Regions from separate parts of the Mus musculus genome. Here regions 1 and 3 are each linked to region 2. Evidence: chromatin loops called from intact Hi-C (ENCODE). Cell type or tissue: heart. All regions are shown on one strand.

Region 1 (8,000 bases), 95 kb after region 2:
CATATAACCTGTGATACAGGGTTGGCAATTTATAAGTAAATCTGTAACACAGATCACCCATGACTTGACCAAGGTCTCCTCGGAACAGCAGAGCAGCAGACTTTGAACCCAGGTGAATTTACTTCAGAGCCTGGATTTTAAATCTTGTGTTCTATCACATTGTGGAGCAAAGATCTTGTGACTTCAGTATGTGATTAAAGTTTGTCTTGTGTCACACCTTAAAAGGAACAATAATGCCTGGTGAGCAGGATGCCTGGTGAGCCCACCAGTGCCTTTAATAATTGCACAGGGAGGCAGAGGCAAGCTGACCTCTCTGTGAGTCTGCTGCCCACTAGGCTGCATAGTGAGATCCCATTTCAAAACAGAGCAAAACAAAGGACACCAAAAATATAATTAATAAATAAAATTCAAGAAAAAGAAGAGGTGTAAATTAACAATACATTTGATTTAACCAATTATTTCTAAATGTTACATTTTGATAATTATTTTCACTATATTGATTTATTTTGTGGTCTTTTTTCATACGTAGCCTTGAAACTGATGTGTAGGTGTCTTAGTCAGTGTTTCTATTCATGCACAAACATCATGACCAAGAAGCAAGTTGGGGAGGAAAGGGTTTATTCACCTTACATTTCCACATTGCTGTTCATCATCACTAAAGGAAGTCAGGACTCGAACTCAAGCAGGTCAGGAAGCAGGAGCTGATGCAGAGGCCATGGAGGGATGTTCCTTACTGGCTTGCTTCCCCTGGCTTGCTCAGCTTGCTTTCTTATAGAACCCAGGACTACCAGCCCAGGGATGGCACCACCCACAATGGACCCCCCTCCAACCCCTTGATCATTAGTTGAGAAAATGCCTTACAGCTGGATTTCATGGAGGCATTTCGTCACCTGAAGCTTTTTTCTCTGATAACTCCCGCTTGTCTCAAGTTGACACACAAAACCAGCCAGTACAGTAGATAATGCTGCTTCATGTCTCAAACACTAGCCTGAATTGTGTCTGGGGGCCTTCATGCCAGGAAGCACGTAAGCACTGATTAGCTCAAGTTACGAGGTTTTGTATTTGTATTTCTTAAAAGTCTTTGTCTTTTTTCCTTTTTAATCTTCAAGAAATTTACGGCCCACAAATATTAAAAGTGAAAGTAAGTATGGAGAAAAAAAAAAAAAGGGGGAGAGAAAAAGCCAAACAAACAGAAGTAATGTTGCCATTGTCTGGGTCTCTGTAATAAAGCCGAGTCTTCTCCAGGGCCTCCTGTCAGACTTGAGTCCAGCTGCATGCCCATGTAAGAACATAAGGTTCATTTACCATGCTTCCCCCTTGGCCAAGCAGAGACCTAAAAATAAACTCTTAAGCTCTTGGGGCTGACCTAAGGCTATATAAATATCCATTTGCAGTTGTTACTGTAGCAAAAATCCAGTGTCCCAAGTCATTTAGTTGTAAAATCTTTAAAAAACCAACCCCTGCACCTCCCCCCCCACAACACTTCCCTCCTCCAAATCAAACACAAACCCAGCAGTGAGGACAGGAGGAAGTAGCCTTAGAGATCTCTGATGTTTTCCCACAAGAGGACAAGAAGGGACGCCTTCCGTGGAGAATTCCTTCATCCTTTTTCTCCTTGTTGCTGATTGAAATAATGATTAGTGTGTGCAAAATCACTCCCCTACTAAAGTCTCCATGTATAAACTCTGGAGAGCTTGGGTCTGAAAGTAAAGTATTATCGCCACATTTGGAAACTCCCTGTGAGAGACTCAGTGCTGTAACCAGTAACCAGTGCCCCTGTTGAACCATAGCCAATGTGTGCTCAACACAGGCATGGGGGTGGGGGACAGAGAGAGGTCGATGGAGAGGGCACGCTGTGGTAATGTATTTAATTTATTCCATTAGAGTAAAGGTAGACTTTACACTCACAGTTTTGAAGGGAAATGTTGCATTATTTTCTAATATGATGAACATTTTTTTCCCAGAAAACCCAATTTTATTTCTTTTTTTCTTCTTTTATTAGATATTTTCTTTTATCAGATATTTTCTTTATTTACATTTCAAATGTTATCTTCTTTCCCGGTGCCCCCCCACCTCCCAGAAACCCCCTATCCCATACTCCCCCCTGCTTCTATGAGGGTGCTCCCCCTAACCTCCCACCTCCTACCCTCAAATTCCCCTTCACTGGGGCATGAAGCCTTCACAGGACCAAGGGCCTTTTCTCCCATTGATGCCTAACAACGCTATCCTCTGGTACATATGCGACTGGAACCATGGGTCCCTCCATGTGTACTCCTTGGTTGGTGGTTTAGTCCCTGGGAGCTTGTGGGGCTCTAGTTGGTTGATACTGTTCCTCCTATGGGGTTGCAAACCCCTACAGCTCCTTCAGTCCTTTCTCTAACTCCTTCATTGGGAACCCTGTGCTTGGTTCAATGGGGGGTTTCGAGTATCTGCCTCTGTATTTGTCAGAGTCTGGCAGAGCCTCTCAGAAGAGAGTTATATTAGGCTCCTGACAGCATATACTTCTTGGCATTCACAATAGTGTATGGGTTTGGTGACTGTATATGGGATGGATCCCCAGGTGGGGCAGTCTCTGGATGGCCTTTCCTTCAGTCTCTGCTCTACACTTTGTCTCCATATTGCTTCCATGAGTATTTTGTTCCTCCTTCTAAGAAGGACCAAAGTATCAACACTTTGGTCTTTCTTCTTGAGCTTCATATGGTCTGTGAATTGTATCTTGAGTATTCTGAGCTTTTGGGCTAATATCTGCTCATCAGTAAGTGCATATACCATGTGTGTCCTTTTGTGATTAGGTTACCTCACTCTGGATGATATTTTTCTAGTTCCATTCATTTGCCTAAGAATTTCATGAACTCATTATTTTTAATAGCTGTGTAGTACTCCATTGTGTAAATGTACTGCATTTTCTTTATCCATTCCTCTGTTGAGGGACATCTGTGTTGTTTCCAGATTCTGGCTATTATAAATAAGCTTACTATGAACATAGTGGAGCATATGTGCTTGTTATATGTTGGAGCATCTTTTGGATATATGCCTAGGAGTGGTATAGCTGGATTCTCAGGTAGTACTATGTTCAACTTTCTGAGAAACCACCAGACAGATTTTCAGAGTGGTTGTACCAGCTTGCAATCAATGGAGGAGTGTTCCTCTTTCTTCACATCCTTGCCATCATCTGCTGTCACCTGAATTTTTGATCTTAGCCATTCTGACTGGTGTGAGGTGGAATCTCAGGATCGTTTTGAATTGCATTTCCCTGGTGACTATGGATGTTGAAGATGCTTAGGGCAGATGTTCTGATGAGAGAAAAAAAAATCTTCCAAGAAGGCATGCCAAATGCAGAACATGGGTAAATCTCTCAAACTTCAAAAGTTGCTTGATGGCCATATTCCTTCCTTGTGCCCATCTTTAAGTGATGTTTTGATATGAAAATATGACAATAAAATACTAAAATAGGACCTACACACTAATATTTGTATACTTCTGGTCGGAGAAGAGACATTAAAATATGGCAGAAGCTTATTAATATGCACAGGGCTCTGGGTTCAATTCCCAGCACCACAAAAAGGAATGTAGAGAAAAGTCTGATAATATTTCATATTCCGAATATCCATATGGCTAGTAAAAATCAGAGTAGGTTGAAAATAAAGAAAATAAAAATGGACAACAAATGTTCTGTTTCTCATGGGTGAATCAGGGAAATGCAAAGTACAAACTATGTAAAACTTAAATGTGAGTTTTCATGGGTGCAATAAACACAAACTTATAGAGACGGAGAGATAGTCCGGGCAATGGCTCAGTGAAACACAATACATTTTCAGAAGCAGGCAAGGTGGCTACCAGGATTCCCAGACCTGGGGAGGGATGCAGAGGAAGGAATCCCCAGGGCAAAGTGGACAGTTAAGAGTCGCGGGATCTATGACCTCTGACTTCTTTGAGAGACCCTGCCTCAGTAAATAAAGCAGAGAACAATCACGGAAGGAACCAGATGTCAACTCCACGGTGAGATCCAGAAACACCTGCACTTGTGCACACTCACACACTTACACAAACAGAAACACAGGTACAAAGGAGGACAGGAAGAAAACAGTGAGAGAGAGGAAGAGGAGGAAGAAGGGAGGGGGAGGAGGGAAAGAAGGAGTCTTCTACATATCCTCTACATATTTACTGGGAGGAAGAATTGCTCTAACTTCTTAGGGGTTATCTGCAAAATGAAGATTACAACTTAAAAAAAACCATAATACTTTTAGTTAGGAATTCCAGCTTTGCATCTTTAAGCACCAGCCCATAAACACGTGAATTATACTATTGATCACACACATTTAAAGGTGGCAAGAACTTGGGAGTGCGTGGGTGAATGGGTTAAGGTGTGGCCACAGTACGAGTTACTACATGACTATTGGAGTTAAGATTCGTATGCCTCATCCAGGAAGTCAGTGCTCCGAGCCTGTCCTGGATTTCCTCAAACACAATTGGGGAAGGAAAGGGTGAAGCTTCCTCTTGCTGTTTCACTGCATGCACAGGGCTTTCTCTCCTATCTTGTGCAGTGATCAGACACTTCGGCTAGGTTGCAGCAGTAGCTGGGGCGAAGCTAAAGGGCTCTCTTGTGGGGGGGGGATTTCAGGACCTGATTTTGCTGTAGACTTGAGAGAGAATCTTCGGGACATCCAGAAAGACATCCGGGTCTGAATGAGAATGGTTCTGATGCCTCATGGAAAGGAACTACATAGAGACACTCAGGCTGGCTTTTCCATCAGTTCCGGTTTCAGTGTAGGCTGAGTGCCTGATGTTGGTTAGGATTCTGTTGTTTCTCCCTTCCACCACTACGAATATTATACCAATTATTATATATTTCCAAGTATCTTTTAGTGTTAATTGCCTTGAAAATTGAGATAATGGTTAATCTAGCTATATAGCTTACTTGTGAGATAGTAGAAATACAAATAAACACGATTTTTCTAATGGTGGAAGATATGGGAAATGTAATATAATATATGGTGCTATATGATTAGAATGCTCAAACAGAACATTTGTTGTAATAAAAAAGGTGTAATTTTAAAAATGGAATTTGAAGTAAATATAGGAGCTTTCATGGGACTGGTATCTGACTGTTATCTATAAATAGCATGGATGCCATCTCTCTTTGCTCAAAACAGTTTGATGATGTGCCTTTAATAACTGTGTGAAAGGAAAATAAAATTGCGTTCATTGAACATAATGAGATATAATTACTTTAAGATCCACAGTAATGTTTATTATCTCAGTAACTTGCTTTAGGTAACAAACATAACTTTGAATGACATTTGGTGACTTCAGTTAAATTCTTCCCTTTGGACCATCGATTTGTCACCACTCCAAAGAATATGACGCCAGCCTTGAAGGATAGCAATGTTATTATCAATCAAATTAACTGATAATCTCTAAGGTTGTCCTTTCCACTGAAAGTGGAGAGAACACTTGTGAAGAGTTTAGAGGTCTAAGCATGGAGGGGGGGTTGGAAAGACAGGAAAGGAGAGAGAGAAGTAAGCAAAACTAAGGGTATCATTAAAAAACATATTCTATCCTACAATTTTATGAACATATATTGATTATATGAATACATATATATATAATTATATATTTACATGAGTTTGAACAGAGGGTGGAAAATGCTCTTCCCAGAAACCATGAGTTATTAAAAATTCCAATGGGAGATGTGTGATAACCTCCTTACCAATTGTTGGCTACTGAGGCCTCAGAGGACCCAAACAATACAGAATACTGCCATCACTCTTGCTTGTCCACCAGAACTTGATGATAAAGGCCTGTCATTGAAGATACCATAATCATTGGTCACAGAGAAATGACCACAGAGAATGAAAGGAGGAACTAATTGAGAAGTTTCCTCTAGCTCTCTTACCCATTCCAAGACTCAACAAATATCATGGGATAGGGAACAGAATGGATGTTAAGAGACAGAGAATGGAGAAATGTGTGGCAAAAATGTGTCCTGTGGCTAGATTATAGCTGTGGTACTCATGAGCTCACTGCATATGAACTCATATACATAGTTATCTATGCAGGACTTCTACAAGATTGTGCTGGTCAACATTTCATCATGGATGAAGGGAATGGCTCATCAGGCCTCACTCCTCCATTCCTTATAGCCTGAAAAATTAAGAAAATAAAAACCACTATGATTTTAATGTGTGAATCTCATTGCTGGACAATTAGCTGGGGGACAGGTGCTATTTTTTTTCCAGTGGTGTAGCCATTGCTGTTATTGTTCATCTAGTAGGTGGCTTTCCCACACTTTCACAAGAGACTCTAACTAAACTCTCTGAGGCATGCATAAGAAGACATGCAAATAGAAAGGGATTTCTTGAGAAGAAAGATTGTGGAGGGATGGAAAGGGGAATTCAGTATACATGAAAATGACTAAGGTTTATTATGTAGATGTATTATATTATCAAACCATAAAAGATTAATTTTCTCTATGGAAAATTCATCTTCCTGTCCCTTCTCTGGTGACTCTGGATTCTAGTTTGTAGGTTTGACCCAGGAGTCAAGTTCCTTTGTATTCAGTAATCCTCTCCTTGTTGTCTCCTGTAGTATGCACTAATCTTTACTGTCTTTCAACATGGAAACTCAGCTGGCAGGGGTTGAAGGTGATAATCTTAATAGACACCAAACTGCAACATCATCTTCTTGGCTGGAGTCAAAGTTAATAAACAACTTCAGCAAAGTGGCTGGATATAAAATTAACTCAAACAGATCAATGGCCTTCCTCTCCTCAAAGGATAAACAGGCTGAGAAAGAAATTAGGGAAACTACACCTTTCAAAATTGTCACAAATAATATAAAATGCTTTGGTATGACTCTTACTAAGCAAGTGAAAGATCTGTGTGACAAGAACTTCAAGTATCTGAAGAAAGAAATCAAAGAAGATCTCAGAAGATAAAAAGATCTCCCATGCTCGTGGATTGGCAAAATTAATATAGTAAAAATGGCTATCTTGCCAAAAGCAATCTATAGATTCAATGCAATTCCCATCAAAATTACATCTCAATTCTTCATAGAGTTAGAAAGAGAAATTTTCAAATTCATCTGGAATAACAAAAACAAACAGACAAACAGACAAACAAACAAACAAAAAATAGGATAGCAGAGGTATTCTCAACAATAAAAGAAATTCTGGTGGAGTTACTATCCCTGACTTAAGCTGCATTACAGAGCAATAGTGATAAAAACTACATGGTATTGGTACAGTCACAGGCAGGTATATCAATGGAATAGAATTGAAGATCCAGAAATGAACCCACTCTCTTGTGGTTACTTGATCTTTGACAAAGGGGCTAAAACCATCCAGTGGAAAAAAAGACAGCATTTTCTTTTTTTTTTAAATTGGGTATTTACATTTCCAATGCTATCCCAAAAGTCCCCCATACCCTCCCCCACCCACTCCCCCACCCACCCACTCCCACTTCTTGGCCCTGGCATTCCCCTATACTGAGGCATATAAAGTTTACACTACCAATGGGCCTCTCTTTCCACTGATGGCCGACTAGGCCATCTTCTGATTCATATGCAGCTAGAGACACAAGCTTCGGTGGGGGGTGGGATATTGGTTAGTTCATATTGTTGTTCCACCTATAGGGTTGCAGATCCCTTCAGTTCCTTGGGTACTTTCTCTAGCTCCTCCATTGGGGGCCCTATGATCCATCCAATAGCTGACTGTGAGCATCCACTTCTGTGTTTGCCAGGCAGTGGCATAGTCTCACAAGAGACAGCCATATCTGGGTCCTTTCAGCAAAATCTTGCTAGTGTATGCAATGGTGTCAGCGTTTCGAAGCTGATTATGGGATGGATCCCTGGGTATGGCCGTCTCTAGATGGTCCATCCTTTCGTCTCAGCTCCAAACTTTGTCTCTGTAACTCCTTCTATGGGTGTTTTGCTTCCAATTCTAAGAAGGGGCAAAGTGTCCACACTTTGGTCTTCGTTCTTCTTGAGTTTCATGCATTTAG
Region 2 (8,000 bases):
CAAATATGTACACAAAACCCTGACTGGCTCCAAATCTAATTGCTTAAGCCCAGTGCTGAAGTGTCCTTGGGTGGCTAGAGACAGCTGAGAGGCTGAAAGAATATGCAAGCTATGTGTTTCTGCCTCTTTTCCCACAGGGAAGGAAAAATAAAGCAACACTAATTACATCTTCACGAATGAGCAGTTACCTTAAAATTAGGCCAAAGACAGGAAAATTAAAACCAAATTGGTCAATTCTTTAACTGGTTGATATTAGAGGTGCAGGGGACAAAGAAGACTGCCAAACTGCCATGAAACTTCAGATTCCTCCAGGATCAGTTGGTTTGTTATCCTAGCTTTCTTTACTCTGATATAAGGCTGACACACTTCAGTAAGAGTTGCTTGTGAAAAACCCTAGTACACAGTCCTCTATGTTCATTTTACTTCCTCTGTAAAGACTTACTAACTAGTAAGTACAGATATTATCTTCCTGTGCTGAGATGTAATATAAACTGTCCAGAGACTGAGTTTGGATCTTGGCTAATTTACTATTTGTGTCACATTGGGAAACAAAAAATGTAGCAGATACTCAGCTTAAAAAAAAAAAGACACATTATAATCAGCTTTCACTACGATATACCTCAAGTTTCAAAATGTAAAAGGTATCAATATATATGGCATTGTTCTAAGTACTAGAGATCTGAGTTGCTATCATTATGATACATATACAGAGACAAATATAATTATTAAATATATAATTTTACAGTGAAGATAAGTGATGTCAAGGTATCAGTTGAGAAATCCTATTTTAGATGTATGAGGTCATGTAAGTCCATTCTTACTAAAGTGATAATTGACCAGGAAAATAAATGAAGCAAATGTTTATCTGGCATTTTGACTTATCTGCCTAATTGTATATAGACATGTCCACACCTCTGTGTGATATACATACATGTGTTATTAAGAAGAAATTGAAAGATACCCAGAAGCAAACAACTATTAAGAAACTAAGGAAGAAGGACAGCAGATAGCAGTGTTAAGAAAAGAAAACATTTATTTTTCCTTTGAGCAACTGGGTCACACACAGACCTTCTAAATCTGATCAAAAATATTCTAGCCTAGCATCTCTAGAAGGTGACAGGAGAGGTGGGCACGTGGAACCAGGTTCCTGCAAGCAGTAATCTCCAAGCGACCAAAGGCTATCTAACCCTTTTCTCCAGTTTTTTAAAGGGTTAGAGTTTTCAGACTAAGGAATAAGCTGCACTGGAGAAGGGAGAGTGGACTGAGGTAGGTTAAATAGGAGTCCTGTGCCAATTACCTTGTGGCTTCTCCCCTACAGCCCCTTTGAGACCTGTGAGCAGGACTGATTAAGTCAGAAGTCAGCTCAGGTATAGTGTACACCATAGCAAAGAGCCTCAGGAGCTGATGAATATGAACCCTGAGGCAACAGTGGACAAATAGGACTGCATAAGCAATTCTCTGAAAACTCTCTGAAGTGCATCAGACTTGGGCAATGTAGTAAAAGACGGACTCATTGCTCTATTAGGGTTTTCCCTTTAGTAAAAGGATTAAAATTCTTATACGGCAGTTCTAAGTTCAAGGATTTACTTCGCATGACGCTGCCACTTTTAGAACACATAGGCCAGAAAGTGAGAGCTATCACTATTATTCACCTGAATTACTGGCATGAGACATCTATTAATATTACTAATCAATGCTTTAAAAAGCAAGCTGATCCAAATTCCAGTTTCTTGGGCTTTCTTTCCCAATTCTACCAGTTTCCCAATCTGTCTAGATTTAGACTCTCAACAACTTGAGGAATCCCTACTTCAGCAGACACAATTTCTAAGCTCTGTTCTATGCAGCACCTATTCAGCAACTGTGTCTCACTCACTCCTTCCCAGAACTCAGTGTCTGTCAGTAATAGATAAGGGATGGCAGGGACAGCTCTGGCCTTGTTCACAGCTGTGTCACCAACCCTTATCAGAGTCCTCCTTATTGTAACAGGTAGACAAGTATTTTAAAAATGAGTGAACACATATCTGAAATCCTGCCTTAGAGCAACCATTCCTTAATTTTTTAAAGGTATAAGAGAAGGTAGAAGGACATTTAAATAATTTGGGTGTTTCTATTTCCTCCCTTTGAATATGATTAGTGGAGGAAATGTGTTATACAATGCATAAGTCTCTCAAGATATCCTTGTGGAGAAGTTTAATTAGAATCCTAACACAGGGAAAGCCCTAAGTGCTGCACACATGTACCCTAAAGGGAGGGATACTAACAGAAACTCAAGTGATAAAAGTCCAGGCCTCACTAACTGCACTTCGCCTGAACAGTTCCTGCGTAAAATGGCAATTTATGTTAAGATGACAAGTTAAACTTGAGAATAAAGGTTTTCTCAATTGGACATTGTCTTAGTCAGGGTTTCTATTCCTGCACAAACATCATGACCAAGAAGCAAGTTGGAGAGGAAAGGGTTTATTCAGCTTACACTTCCATACTGATGTTCATCACCAAAGGAATTCAGGACTGGAACTCAAGCAGGTCAGGAAGCAGGAGCTGATGCAGAGGCCATGGAGGGATGTTCCTTACTGGCTTGCTCCCCTGGCTTGCTCAGCCTGCTCTCTTATTACCAGCCCCGAGATGATTCTACCCACAAGGGGCCTTTTCCCCTTGATCACTAATTGAGAAAATGCCTTACAGCTGGATCTCATGGAGGCATTTCCTCAACTGAAGCTCCTTTCTCTGTGATAACTCCAGCTGTGTCAAGTTGACACAAAACTAGCCAGTACAGACATATACCTTAAAAAGCAAAATTATGTTAGATGTATGACTTGGGGCCCACATGGAATGGGACAGATTAGCACAATGAACCAAATTAATGTCACTATTAGGCCATCTGTCTAAGAAATTCCATATGTCGTATAGGTGACATAGCTCTTGTGAAGCTTAAGGATAATTTTAAGTATCTATCAAATTCAGGTAAAGAAAGGACAGGAAAGGACCAACTAGGCAACAGAGCAAGTGAAAAAAGATGTTTTCATTGCCATTAAGGCCAAGCTGAGTAATACTGACTGAAAAAGGCAACATTAAGAGAGAATGATACTATCCTTAGAAATTAACCAAGTATTTATAAAACCTTTTTTGACGCTGTTCTAGTGCTGTGGGGATAGAGAGGTAACAAGCACAGTCCCCACATTTTAAAGGCACAATTACAGTCCCACGCCCAAACATCAGAGGCCTCAATGCACTCAACAGGCACAGCACAAGTTCGGTCTGTAGTCATAGCCTCAACTTACCAAAATGCTTCTTTTAGTTTTAAATGGCATATGATTCACTTATCTGGAAAGTTAAATTATGGGAATTAATTCTTTCATAAAAGCACCCTCTCTACAAGCTAAAGTGCACAATCTATAAGGTTTGAGAAAAGAGAGTAATGTGAATAATGGGTCAGAGATAAAAGGTATTCTAGATCTCCGTGGGCTCTGAGTACTTGAAGTTCATAGTCCAACCAATGACTCTGGAGAGGTAAAACAGGATCACAGATAAAACAGATTATCTGTCATCAAAAAACATCCTATTATAGTTAATAGCTATGCAATCCTACATTGAGTTCTCTTCTTAAGTGATGTTTCCAGTTTATAATATTCTTTTTTGATGTCTTTATTAGGCTGTATCCAAATACTATCGAAACATGCCACAAAATGAATATATGCCACCCCAAATTTTGTGACCTTGTAGCTGGTCCTCAGTGAAGCCGAGTGTCTTTCATAGCCAGGTTTATGCCTTTCTGAATCTCTGCCTCTCCTTCTCTTTATCCCCTTTCGCTGTAACCTGCCTAACTTCCTATGTTACTGACAAGGGTTACTGGCTAGTGAAGACCTACATTGTTATGTTTAAAATCTGAGGAAAAGGATTCACTTTGTTCAGTTTCGATGTCCCCTGTGTACTACTAACCAACCCTTTAGTAGTAGCCCTAAGAAACTTGTATCAGTAGCTGCCTTGGAGAGCCTGTGCGACTGGGGTCAAACAGGAGTATCTTTTCCTCTAGTTCCTGTAAATTTAGTTCTTGATACAAAGCTATTTGTGTATAAAGCTTAAGACTACCAGGTCTCATGGTGCAAATGTGAAAGAAAATAACTTCATTGTTTATAGTCTAGTTGAAGACATTCTAAGGCCTCTGTCGCTGATAAAATCATCTTCCTAAAAGACAGCTACTTCCTCACTAACTCTCCTTAAGCAAACTATTTGAAATCAATATAGAGACTACCACAGCTTTCTTACCTTTCTCCCTTCATGGACATGATAAAATGGGAAAATATTACACAAAGTTTAATAAAGTAAGCAAACGCTCCCAAGTCCATAGATACCTTCACTCTAAGCGCCCATCCTGTTAGGGGGAGAAAAAAGAAAGAAAGAAAGAAAACTTCCTTTGATCCATTCAAATATAAAAACACTCATTACTATATTGAATTTTATAAAATCCCATTGTTAAACACTTCCTGTCTAACTCTTGCCAAATGGGAGGATTACTGCTGAAAGACACAAGGCATTATGTGACCTCCTCCCTCTCCCTGATAAATGTCAGGGTTATACTCTGGCACACATACAACACTATTTTCTACAGAGGATGCAGCTTTCCAGAGATGTGAAGGATCTGAAATGAAAACACTGGCCTTCATCAGCCCACTTCCTCTATTTGAAGGGAGTCTCCCAAATAGTAGCCGAAAGGAAACACGGAAATGAAGTCACCACTACTTAGTAATGTAGAGTGGCTTGATGATGTGACTGTCTCACAGTGGTGACTCAGGTACAGCAGGTAGAGCTAGAAATGGAGTCTCTGTGATACTTATTATGATACCCGGGGCCTTGCACATTCCAGACACTGAGACTTTAACTAATGTCATTTTATATGAGCATTACCAAGTATTAGTTTAAAAACATATGAATGGTTGGAAACATAATAATGACAAGAAAAACAGAGCTATTTGCTAGAGTTGAAAATGTTAATAAAAAGGTACAAAGTTGTGTACAAAAACAGGAGTATAGTTTTCTAACACGTAAGACAGTTGAAATTTAATAATACACTCTGGCAGCCATTTGTTTTAGTCAGCGAGCTAGTATTCTGTGCTATCCAGTGCCAAGGATAGTCTTTAATGTCTACATGTTAGAAGAACAAATGTGTATACCTACATAAATACTACTTCTGAAGCAGTCCTTGAATATACTGCATTACATATCTGAGATCTGTAAAGCATAGGGAGTCTTATTAATTCAGAAATGGCTAAGATAGCCATTGTACATGTTAAGCAGTAATTCCAAGTGGCCAGTGTATCAGCAGACGGTCTCACTACAGAGTACAGGAGAGCCTCACAGACTTTAATTTTAACATACCCTTAAAAATATAAGAGTAAACTACAGAAAGCTTGCATGGTATCCCTTTTGACTGGGTGTTTCACTCATTATCGATATTTTTCTTGTCACTAATTGAGATTAGTTCCCCATCAAAAGATATGTCAAGGGAAAAGATTGCAAAGGTATTCATATACTGCCATAGTTCTTTCTGAAAGCAGATTTTTGACTGTCAACTTGATGAAATTTAAAATAGCCATGGAACCAAACCTCTATGCATTTCTGTAAGGGTTTTTTTTTTTTTTCCTTTTAGCTAATTCTTTACCTAATTCTGCACCTAATTCTGTAGAAGTAAGATGGAAGACCTCATTCTGAATGTATGTGGCAGTGTACCATGGGCTGGAGTAGTGAACTGAGCAAAAGGAAAGAAGTGAGCTAAGTGAAGGTCTAGGATTCATGTCTCTCTCCCCTTTCTCCCCTTTCTCACTGCAGGCATAATGTGACCAAGTGCCTCATGCTACTGCCACCATAATGATGGACCACGTACTCAAACTCTGACCCAAACTTAGGCCTTCATTTGGCCCTTGTCTGGAATTTAATCACAGCAAGGATGAAAATAACTAATATGGTGACTGAATAATCAGAAAAGCACTCTTGGATTGCTCACAACTTAATCTTGCCAACAGCTAAAATGTTTAAGTAATAAACAACTGGCCAGTTATAGAAGACCCATATAGAATCAGAGATGTAAATAAATAGAAAATCAAAGACTGAAAAATTGTAGTTGTGTGTGTATCTGTTCATACAATGCCTTTGCTTCATGTGCGTTTCTTCTGATTTTCTTACATTTAAGTCTGAAATATAACTTGATTGGTTAAATTAACACTTCACCAGGGTTTAAGAAAAAAAATAACAGATCTGTTTTTACACAGCAGGCACTTAAATATGTTAACCAAATATTTTTCTTATGTTAAATGAGTGGAGAAATGTTTGTGGAAAAAACCTTAGTGCTTTTTCAGTCAAAGAGTAGATGCTTTCCTTGCAGAGGGGGATTCAGCACATGAAGAATCCCCCAGCTTTGCTAACTGCTGTGCTTGGACAGAGCTTGAACTGGTTAGACCAACATCGAGTTCTTTTCTTTCTAGCACAAAGCACTGTCTATAGCTGCCACCAAGTATATCAAGGAGACAAATCTCACAGAGCTCAGCCCTCAGGACAGAGGAAAATGAGAAGTTACTTCATAGTGACACCCAGCTAATCGGTTTACCTTTATAAGAAGTAGAGAAAAGTGGTCGTCTCAGAAAAATATTTAAGGAAGACTAAATGGTTTAGATTTAGGGCTTGGATTAGATAGAATTGTGATAAACAACATTAGTCAACCATGCCCAAGGTCCAAGTTTCAATTCTCATAGAATTGAAGTACTAAAGAGAGAAGTTTAAATCCCATGCAATAACGAGCCTACACAAGAAACTCCAAGACAGGGATGCAACAGAAAAACATCTTGGAGGAAAAAACTAAGTCTCATTCATGTTTTTTACTCAACAATATATGCAGGTGTGTTCTAGGAAACTGAAGTTCCTATATAACTTGATAGATCAAGATTCTGTTTCAAAAAAAAACTTTAGAAAACTGAATGGCTTCCCCCTAGAATTTTTCAGCAGGCTTGGTGAAGAGAAGTCATGGTATAGAAAAATGACATCCCATCTGACTAACTTTGCCCAAAGGACCTCTCCTCTACAGGTCCAGTATGACCCAGAGCCAGATTCTCTGGAGAACTTGGCTATTATGACTTAGAAGAAGCCTGGTGCTAAAGACACCAAGGCAAGCAGGAGACAATGGCAGATTTAGAAGGGCCTTACTGAACAGAATATATAATTTCATTCAACAGCTAAAGCTCATTAACTGTGCTGGCATGAATGATTCTTTAAAACTACAAAAAGAAAGGAAAACAGCAGCCTATTTAGAGATGCAGCAAGAGTCTGGTTTCTGTCCTTATTTTGAAGTTTTGAAGAGACATAAAACAAGCCTGCATAATAAGTTTAACCTATAATTCAACTCTCTTTCAAAGTGTAGCTTACCATTGCGATTATGTTTGGAGAGCTATTTTTGCACTTTCAAACTTCCCAAATATTCTACTTATTTTCCCACCATACTGCTCCCAGACACCCTTTCCATTCAGCGGACCAGCCAATCCAGGCCATCTCTGAGGGCATGCACCCACCCCGCACTCCAACATTTCTCTCCACACCTTCCTTGTATTTCATTTTCTCCACTTGTTGAGAGTATATTTCATATGCCTTCCATAGCCCTTTCACCTCAAATTGGTTGGTCTTTAGCGTGCGAGCCTAAGGAATTTACATTCTCTCCCATTTGCTTAGAAGCTCTATGTAACCCAACCTGCCTTAGTTTCCTTATTTGTAAAGATAAGACTGTGACAGTTCAGCTGTGACAGATACAATAGAGCACTCTGAAAAGTGCTTGGCAAATGACATCTACAATTTTACCAATGGCACCATTACTAAAAGCACCAAGCAGCAACATATTTTTCTCATAATCATTTAAATGCCACCACAGGGAAAACTGCTGAAAAGCAAGCTGTGGCACCCAGGGAAAGGAAAGGCGTACATAAGTATCGTTCCTTGCCTTTCTTTCTCTCCTTCCCTTTCTG
Region 3 (8,000 bases), 79 kb after region 2:
CTGAGCCCCATTTTTTAATGGGGTTATTTGATTTTCTGGAGTCTAGCTTCTTGAGTTCTTTGTATATGTTGGATATTAGTCCCCTATCAGATTTAGGATTGGTAAAGATCCTTTCCCAATCTGTTGTTGGCCCTTTTGTCATATTGACAGTGTCTTTTGACTTACAGAAGCTTTGCAATTTTATGAGGTCCCATTTGTCAATTCTTGATCTTACAGCACAAGCCATTGTTGTTCTGTTCAGGAATATTTTCCCTGTGCCCATATCTTCAAGGCTTTCCCCCCATTTTCTCCTCTATTAATTTCAGTGTCTCTGGTTTTATGTGGAGTCCCTTGATACTTCATTCCTTCTTAGAATGGGGAACAAAATGCCCATGGAAGAAGTTGCAGAAATAAAGTTCAGAGCAGAGCCTGAAGGAATGACCATCCAGAGACTGCCCCACTTGGGGATCCACCCCATAAACAACCACCAAACCCAGTCACTAGGCAGATGCCAACAAGAGCCTGCTGACAGGAACCTGATATAGCTGTCTCCTGAGAGGCTCTGCCAGTGCCTGACAAATACAGAAGTGTATGCTCACAGTCATCCATTGGACAGAGCACAGGGTCCCCAATGGAAGAGCCAGAGAAATACCCAGGGAGCTGAAGGGGACTGAAGCCCCATAGGAGAAACATCAATATGAACTATCCAGTACCCCCAGAGCTAATTGGAACTATACCACCAATCAAAGAAAACACATGGTGGAACTTGTGGCTCTAGCTATATATGTAGCAGAGGATGGCCTAGTTGGTCATCAATGGGAGGAGAGGCCCTTGGTCCTGTGAAGGCTCTATGCCCCAGTATAGGGGAATGCCAGGACCAGGAATGGGAGTGGGTGGGTTGGAGAGCAGGAGAAGAGGGGAGGGGATAGGGGGTTTTCGGAGGGGAAACTAGGAAAGGGGATAACATTTGAAATGTAAATAAAGAAAATATCTAATAATAAAAAAAGAAGAAGTGAAGCTTCAGAGTCCTACCTGCCTGCTCTTCATCAACACCCTGCACTCCTCTGAAAGCATCAATGAGCTCTAGAGGGCCACAGAACCAAGTATAGAACTTGATGGCGTATGATTTCATTCAATATTCCAATGTCTGGAGTTATGAAGTGACTTAGCCAAGGTCATTCTCAACTCTCCGAGTCACAATTGTCTGACCAGCTGAGTCAACCAAAAATAAATTTTCTGCTAAAAATATTCTGGTAAGCAATTGCTTGTCACTCTGAAATGCTTTCCACTGCCTCACCAAGAAAATCAAGTGTTTTTCTCAGGGACTTTTTCTGCAACAAAACCAGCCAACCGGGCAGTATAGGCCACTTCCTAGGACCAGCTTTGGCTTGAAGAGGACAGAATGCTCATGGCACGAAAATAGCATCCAGTTTTCATGTAGGGTACACAGTGCCTGCTCGTGGTGGGACACGTGTGCCTGTGGAGAACAACCTCCTAGAGTCCAGCCTCTCTCTGCTTGAGTGCAGAGTGTGCTGGGCAAATGAGAACATTGCAAACTTTCTATCTTTGCAGCCTTTGTCTTAGGGTATAGAAAATTACCCCGAATGTTTGAACAGTTCAAAATATCTTTGTAGAACAATCTCACTAGCCCTGAAGAAAGTGATCAGAGGCTGTACTCCCTGGAGGTCCTAATAACTTTTAATAAGGGTTTTCTCCTTAGTTCCTAATGGGAAAAAATGGTTGGGATCCACTTGAAAACTAAGGCTGTATGTTGGAGCATTTCTGAGTTCAGAAAGAACCATTAAACTAGAACAGGCATTATATGTTGATTATAATTTGTCAGAAGACAGTTTATTAAGATGGTACTATGCTAGCCTTTCCCTTCACACCCTTTATGAATACTTATAAAGATCCCAATATTAAAAACACTATTATAATACAAAGGCACAGACAACAGGACCATAAAGCAAACCTATGAAGGGCCTGGGGCTGTCTGGCAGCTTAGACTGCAAGCATCTCATAGCATTTCAATGATGGGGCTGAAGTTAAAAATGCGTATTACTTCTGTAGACTAGTATACTTATACAGTAGGGCAGTTTACAACTACCCTAACTCAAGCTCCAGGCCTCAATGACCCAGGCCTCAGCAGGCACCTGCATTCACATGTATGCAGCATTTCCAACATACAAGTAACCTTTAAAAAAGGGTAAAATTGAAAAAGAATTGCTAAGAAGTTGAGTTGAATGGTGTTAGTGACTTTTTGATTCACAGTTTGCCAACTACAAAGAGAAATTTCATAAAACAGTCATGTGTGTTCCTTAAGAACACTGCAACTTAATTGAAGGAACAAGAGAGACTTAAGCCATGGTCTTCTGCTGTATTTTTGAATAGGACACTACCATTTAACTTCAAGGACCAAGCAGAACATGCTACTTACAGTAAGACCCACGTAACCCCTAACCCTTTCCAGTTTTCCTTTAGAATGAGTGGGTCAAGACAAATCAGTAATTACCATGAATGAAAATTTAAGTGTTTCTAAACTGGAATCGAAGGAATCCCCACTAATTTAATTCATAATGTTTATCCCTAGTAAACAGCATGTTTCAGTTATGAAAGATATTTTTTCTGTATGTGTCTCTACTTTCTGTAAGGGAGAGATGAGTTATGACTAGAGTTGGCTCTGTTCTACCCTGTATCAACCCCTACTTGTGATTGCTTGGTATAGCTCTGCTTTGTCAGAGTGGCAGACAAGTGGCCTACAGGAATGAGGAAAACTGATGTATGAAGTGAGGAAGGAAAGTTTTAAAACAAAGCAATTTCACTAATAAAATGCTCAAGTAGTCTGGAGTAATTTGGGTACTTGGTGAATCATTGCTTAGCAATTCATGAACACTGTGGGTGCTTGGAATTCAATTCCATTGTCCTCTATCTGAATTGCTTTGAAAAAAGGGGGGGGGGGAATCACATGGGAAGGAAAGGAAGTTTTGACTTTCACATGCCTGTTATTGCTAAGGAAACCACTTCCTCCGGCATTCACATATTAAGTGTGTCTCTGCTTCTGGCTTCCATTCAAATTACATCTTGGTGCTGCCTTAAGGAACGAACAAGGGTGGGGAGTATTTTAAAAACTTTACTCAACTCTGTTCAAAGAACAAAAAAGAGGGGGCTTTTCAGATGCCCTTTCTTTTCTGAAGTTCTCTAGGTATCCTTGGATGGAGCCTCTCAGACCTAACAGGATGTCTGAGATTTGAGGGAAGTGGCCTGTGATCTGCCAGTAAACAGATGAGATCGGAGTGCAGCGTTGTTGTATTTTCTGACTGGCAATGGCTCTGAACTATCTCCTAGTTCTTGCTGCAGACAAAGAAACAGGAGATGAATTACCATGTTCTGGGACTGAGTGTTCCTTTCTAATTCAAACTGCAATAAGAAATAAAAATGATTAGACATCCAGGGTGTAGATTATATAACTTGCTTCCTCTTTTTTTTCCCTTTTTGGTTTGTTTTGTCTTTTAAAGGGAAAATGAATAAAATAGAGGGATATTTAAAAGACTGAGCAAGCACATCAAGAGCCTTCTTACACACTGGACTGGATTCTGATCTGAAGTGACAATTTTTACACAGTAGGTCTCTACTTGATGTTATTTTTACTTTTTATCTGTATTTCTATTTTTAACCCAAACAGAAAGAGAGAGAGAGAAAGTATGTGTGTGTGTGCGTGTGTGTGTGTGTGTGTGTGTGTGTGTGTGTGTGTGTGTGGGTGGGTGTGGGTGTGGGTGGGTGTATATGATGTATTCACGTGTGTGCACGTGCGCACACACATGCTGGGGAGATGGTTTAATCTACCAAGCTTACTACAAGAATGAGGACCCAAGTTTAATCCTCAGCTCCCACATGTATACATCTATAAACCCAGAGGTTAAGGAGGTAGAGACAGAAGGCTCCTCAGATGTCACCAGGGATTCTATTGCTGAATCAATGAGTTCCAGGTTCAGTGAAAAACCCTGTCTTAAAAAAATCAGATGGAGAGGCAAGCAGGATGGTATACGTGCTAATGGAACTTGTCACAAAAACCTGATGGCCTGAGGTTTGTCCTTGGAATACAGAGCAGAAAGCAAAAACCAACAACCAAATGTTTTCCCCTGACCTCTATGTGGCTAGTTGTTATATGTACTCATGCATGCACAAGCACAAGCATAATAAATTACATAATTTAAAGTAATATGGTGACAGAGTGACTGAAGAATGGTATATAATGTAAACCTCCAGCCTCCACACACACATGCATACGTACACACGCAAGAAGAATCTCATATAAATTACCTCTTGATCCACTGTAGAAACCCAACAAATTCTAAACTTCTCTGCTGCCAAAAATAGGACACACGCCAGTTTTGTTAGAGGTGCCTAGTTCTCTAATGTCTAGGCTCAATGGTTTGTCTTCTACGTCTGTGTTTTTGAAGTTGCTCATGAATTTTAGAATCAGAACAAACCCCCTCCGTTATGAAGAACAATCTGCAAATAACGAGGCTATGGTGAATGCACGACAGAGGAATGCTCTTTCAATATTGCATGGGGCCAACTGTGAAAAGGGCAACCAACTTCTTCACTGCAGTCAGGACATTACTGTGTTAGGACAGGCTCCCAGAAACCATAAGCGAAGGAATAAAGTGTTTAATACTAAGTGACTTGATATTCATTGTTTCAGCAATCATGGCTTTAGTCTTGATAGTTAGCATATTATAAAAGAGGAACGTATTTTTATATGACCTGCAGAAGTACAGAAATGTATTTACCAGTCTATTCTCAATTGCCTGCACATAACCCCCACACGTTTCAGAAACGTACTTTATTTTCTAAGTTTGATAGTATACAAAGGTTGCAAACCCGTGGCGTACTTTTTCAGTATGAACTCAGATGGTGATGTTTGATGAGGGAGATAGTAGGTATGCTGATAACAGAAATACCTAAGGTGCCCTGAGAACTTACTATTTGTCACTGGGGTGAACATGTAATGTGTTGTCTCATTTAACCTACTGCTAATGACCCTGTAAAATTGGTTCTCTTATCATCCCTGACCTTTATATGAAGAATGGAAGCTCAGAAAGATAAGCAAGTTCTTAATTAGGCTCAGTCCTCCAGGAAGGGGTTAACATTCAAAAGCTAGTGGCTTTTCCTCTCAGTCCGGCTTCTTAGCTAGTAGGTGTCTGTAAAGAGAAAGCCTCTGACATAAACTGGTTTGAAAGGGCTAAAAAGGAAGGGAAGAGCCTCACCCCTTCCTTCCCCAGAAAGTACATATGCACAACTCTTAAGTGATTCTTTTGAACTACAAGAGGTAAATAATATAGTTCTCTGGAGAGGGCGGGGGTTGTCCCAGCCTCAATCATTCAGGAAAGCGAGACTTCCGCAAGAAAAAGGAGCATTTGTGAGCCAGAGAGGATGAGGACTGAGGTCTTGACTGAGATAGCTTGAATGTGGTTGTGCTAAATAACAAACAAACAAACAAACAAACAACAGCAGCAAAACCCACTGTCTTCCAGCATCTAACTATCCTTGCCTCCTCGAGACAGCCTAGAATTCAGAAAGACTCTTTTGGTGGCCGAGCAACTTGAGGAAAAGCTTTGCCTTGTTGACTGGAAAACCGATTCCTCTTATCTTCAGTAAAGTAACACTTAGTGAAATCAAAGACATGTTCCAAGGATACCAAGAGAAGGTTCATATGGCCATGTTTGAACTATTAACTAAATTTAAGATTCCCCTTCCTTTTTCATTTTTGAACTGAGGGGTAAAATTTTGGTAATGGGGGGGGGGCAAATCAGGTGGGAAACTATGAAAACCCTGAGGGCCAATCCCCACCTCTCCATGTCAAATGAAGAGAACCAGCTTTCCTCCCTCTCTTCTTCCTCTTCCTCTTATTTTGTTGTGTGGTGTATGTGTGTGCGGATTTTCATGCGTGTACACATGGACACACGTGTGTGCAGAGGACAGAGGTTGACTTTGGGTGCTTTTCTCTCTCTCTCTCTCTCTCTCTCTCTCTCTCTCTCTCTCTCTTTTAAAGATTTATTTATTTACTTATTATATGTAAGTACACTGTAGCTGACTTCAGACACACCAGAAGAGGGTGGCAGATCTCATTATGGGTGGTTGTGAGCCACCATGTGGTTGCTGGGATTCGAACTCAGGACCTTCGGAAGAGCAGTTGGCGCTCTTAACCACTGAGCCATCTCACCAGCCCAGAGTGCTTTTCTCAAACACAGTCTACCTTGCTTTTTGAGAGCCAGTTTCTCACTGACCTTGGAGGTTGCTGACTGACTAGAATAAAAACATGCCCCAGGGATCCTTCTGTCTCATGCCCACACCCTGCCAGTGTGTCACCATAACTAGATTTTTATATGGCATTTGGTCATCTACCTTATGCAGCATTTAAACCATGCCCTCTCCTCAGACAGATTTTTGTTTGTCTGGTTTTTTTTTTTTTTAATACAAGCTTTTTTAAAAGAAAGATTTATTTATTTATTTATTTTATTTATTTAATGTATGTGAGTACATTGTTGCTACTTTTGGACACACCAGAAGAGGGCATCAGATCCCACTACAGATTGTTATGAGCCACCATGTAGTTGCTGGTAATTGAACTCAGGACCTCTGGAAGAGTAGTCAGTACTCTTAGCCACTGAGCCATCTCTTAAGCCCTTGTTTGTCTGTTTTTAAGAAAAGAAAATTTTAATCCCACAATGTCTTAATATTTCTCCTACTAGATATGAGTCCCAAGGACTCATAGTTCTAGCTTAAGACATTAAAGTCATAATTAAATGCAAATGTCATCGACACATGCTAGTTGACATCTTGCCCTACTTTGTTTAAGAAAACCAACCTCCACTCAGTTGCTAAAGCCCATAATCTTAGAGTGATTCCTAACCCTTCATCCTTAAGTTCAATTACCAATAGGATGTGGCAACTTTGCCCTTAGGGGAGCTGAGTCTGCTGCTTTTCTATTACCATGTCCTGGGCAACTGCAGCACCTTGCTTAGCAGTCCACTTGTTTCTACCCTTGTCTTCTTTCAGTTCATTTTCTGTGTATCAGTCAGTTGGGGAGCTTTCTGTAATTCATTGTTTATCCAAATGTATTGAAAACTATGCAGTTCAGGACACAGTTCATGCTTCTTTTACTCGTGATGGTGTCATCCAGGCCAGCTGTCAGTCTCTACTCCTCTCTTCAACCTCCACACTCCAGTCCTAGGTGACAGGATTAGTTATTTTTCTTGTGGTGACAAAATAACTGATCAAAGGAAGGGTTGGTTTTGACTCCCGGTACCACAGTAGGGAAGGCATGGCTGGAGGAGCTGGAGGCAGCAGGTCTCATTGAGGCCATATTGAACAAGTAGAGTGAATCAATATTGAGGGTGTGCTCACTTTCTCACTGTCTCAGGTTTATGCAGCTGGGAACTTCAACCTGTGAACTGATACAACCCACCTATGGGTCAAACTCCCCGAGTCTCTTAGTTAACTCTGTATCTATCAAGCCAAACGTCTACCTTTGCTAATTTGACATTTTAACCTATTATTTTTAAGTCAGAACATTTCACCTCTGATACCTATAGGCCCATGGCTACCTCATAATGTAAGATCACTCTGCGCACACTCAAAAGCCCTCAAGTCTGATCAGTTCCAGCATTGTTCAGAAGCTCAAGTGCAGTGTGTCTCTTTTGAGACGCAGGTAATCTCTAACAGTGAGCTCTTTCTTGTACAAACAAAACCAAGTTATATAGTTCTAATATACAACGAATCTCAGGAGAGAGAAGTGATTGGGCATGGGGGGACTAGAGACCGGAAAGGACTGGACTGCTTCTTTTTCTCAATTCCCACAGATGAGTCTGAGGAGCGACCGTAGAGGACTTGATAGTGAAGGTTCTGGTTATAGTGTCCTCTTTAGCAGTTAGTGCTAAAGGAGCTATGCAGTATCTATGCTTAAGCAGTCAAGATGGGCTGGGGGAAGATCGTACAACCTTCTAAGCCCAACTGAA

Evidence for each region. Peaks named below come from ENCODE experiments on the same cell type or tissue, not always from the same donor. Only the 100,000 strongest peaks of a DNase experiment are listed, where the experiment ranks them.
Region 1: a loop joins it to region 2, with 2.2 times the contacts of the local background. A loop is called at or near these places in 5 of 42 quality-filtered maps.
Region 3: it touches region 2 in a loop (5-fold over the local background); 6 of 42 quality-filtered maps call a loop at or near these places.

What each region holds. Positions count from the first base shown.
Region 1 is chr1:23,181,409-23,189,408 of GRCm38, reverse strand. No RefSeq gene overlaps it. Among named protein-coding and RNA genes, the nearest start is that of Gm29506, 50 kb to the left of the region's middle. In heart, no CTCF peak of the experiment used is centred here; DNase peaks (open chromatin) are centred at 1,408 and 4,418; H3K27ac peaks cover 1,747 bases.
Region 2 is chr1:23,276,656-23,284,655 of GRCm38, reverse strand. No RefSeq gene overlaps it. Among named protein-coding and RNA genes, the nearest start is that of Mir30a, 8.4 kb to the right of the region's middle. In heart, no CTCF peak of the experiment used is centred here; a DNase peak (open chromatin) is centred at 4,635; H3K27ac peaks cover 1,530 bases.
Region 3 is chr1:23,197,923-23,205,922 of GRCm38, reverse strand. No RefSeq gene overlaps it. Among named protein-coding and RNA genes, the nearest start is that of Gm29506, 34 kb to the left of the region's middle. In heart, no CTCF peak of the experiment used is centred here; DNase peaks (open chromatin) are centred at 3,252 and 5,342; H3K27ac peaks cover 1,359 bases.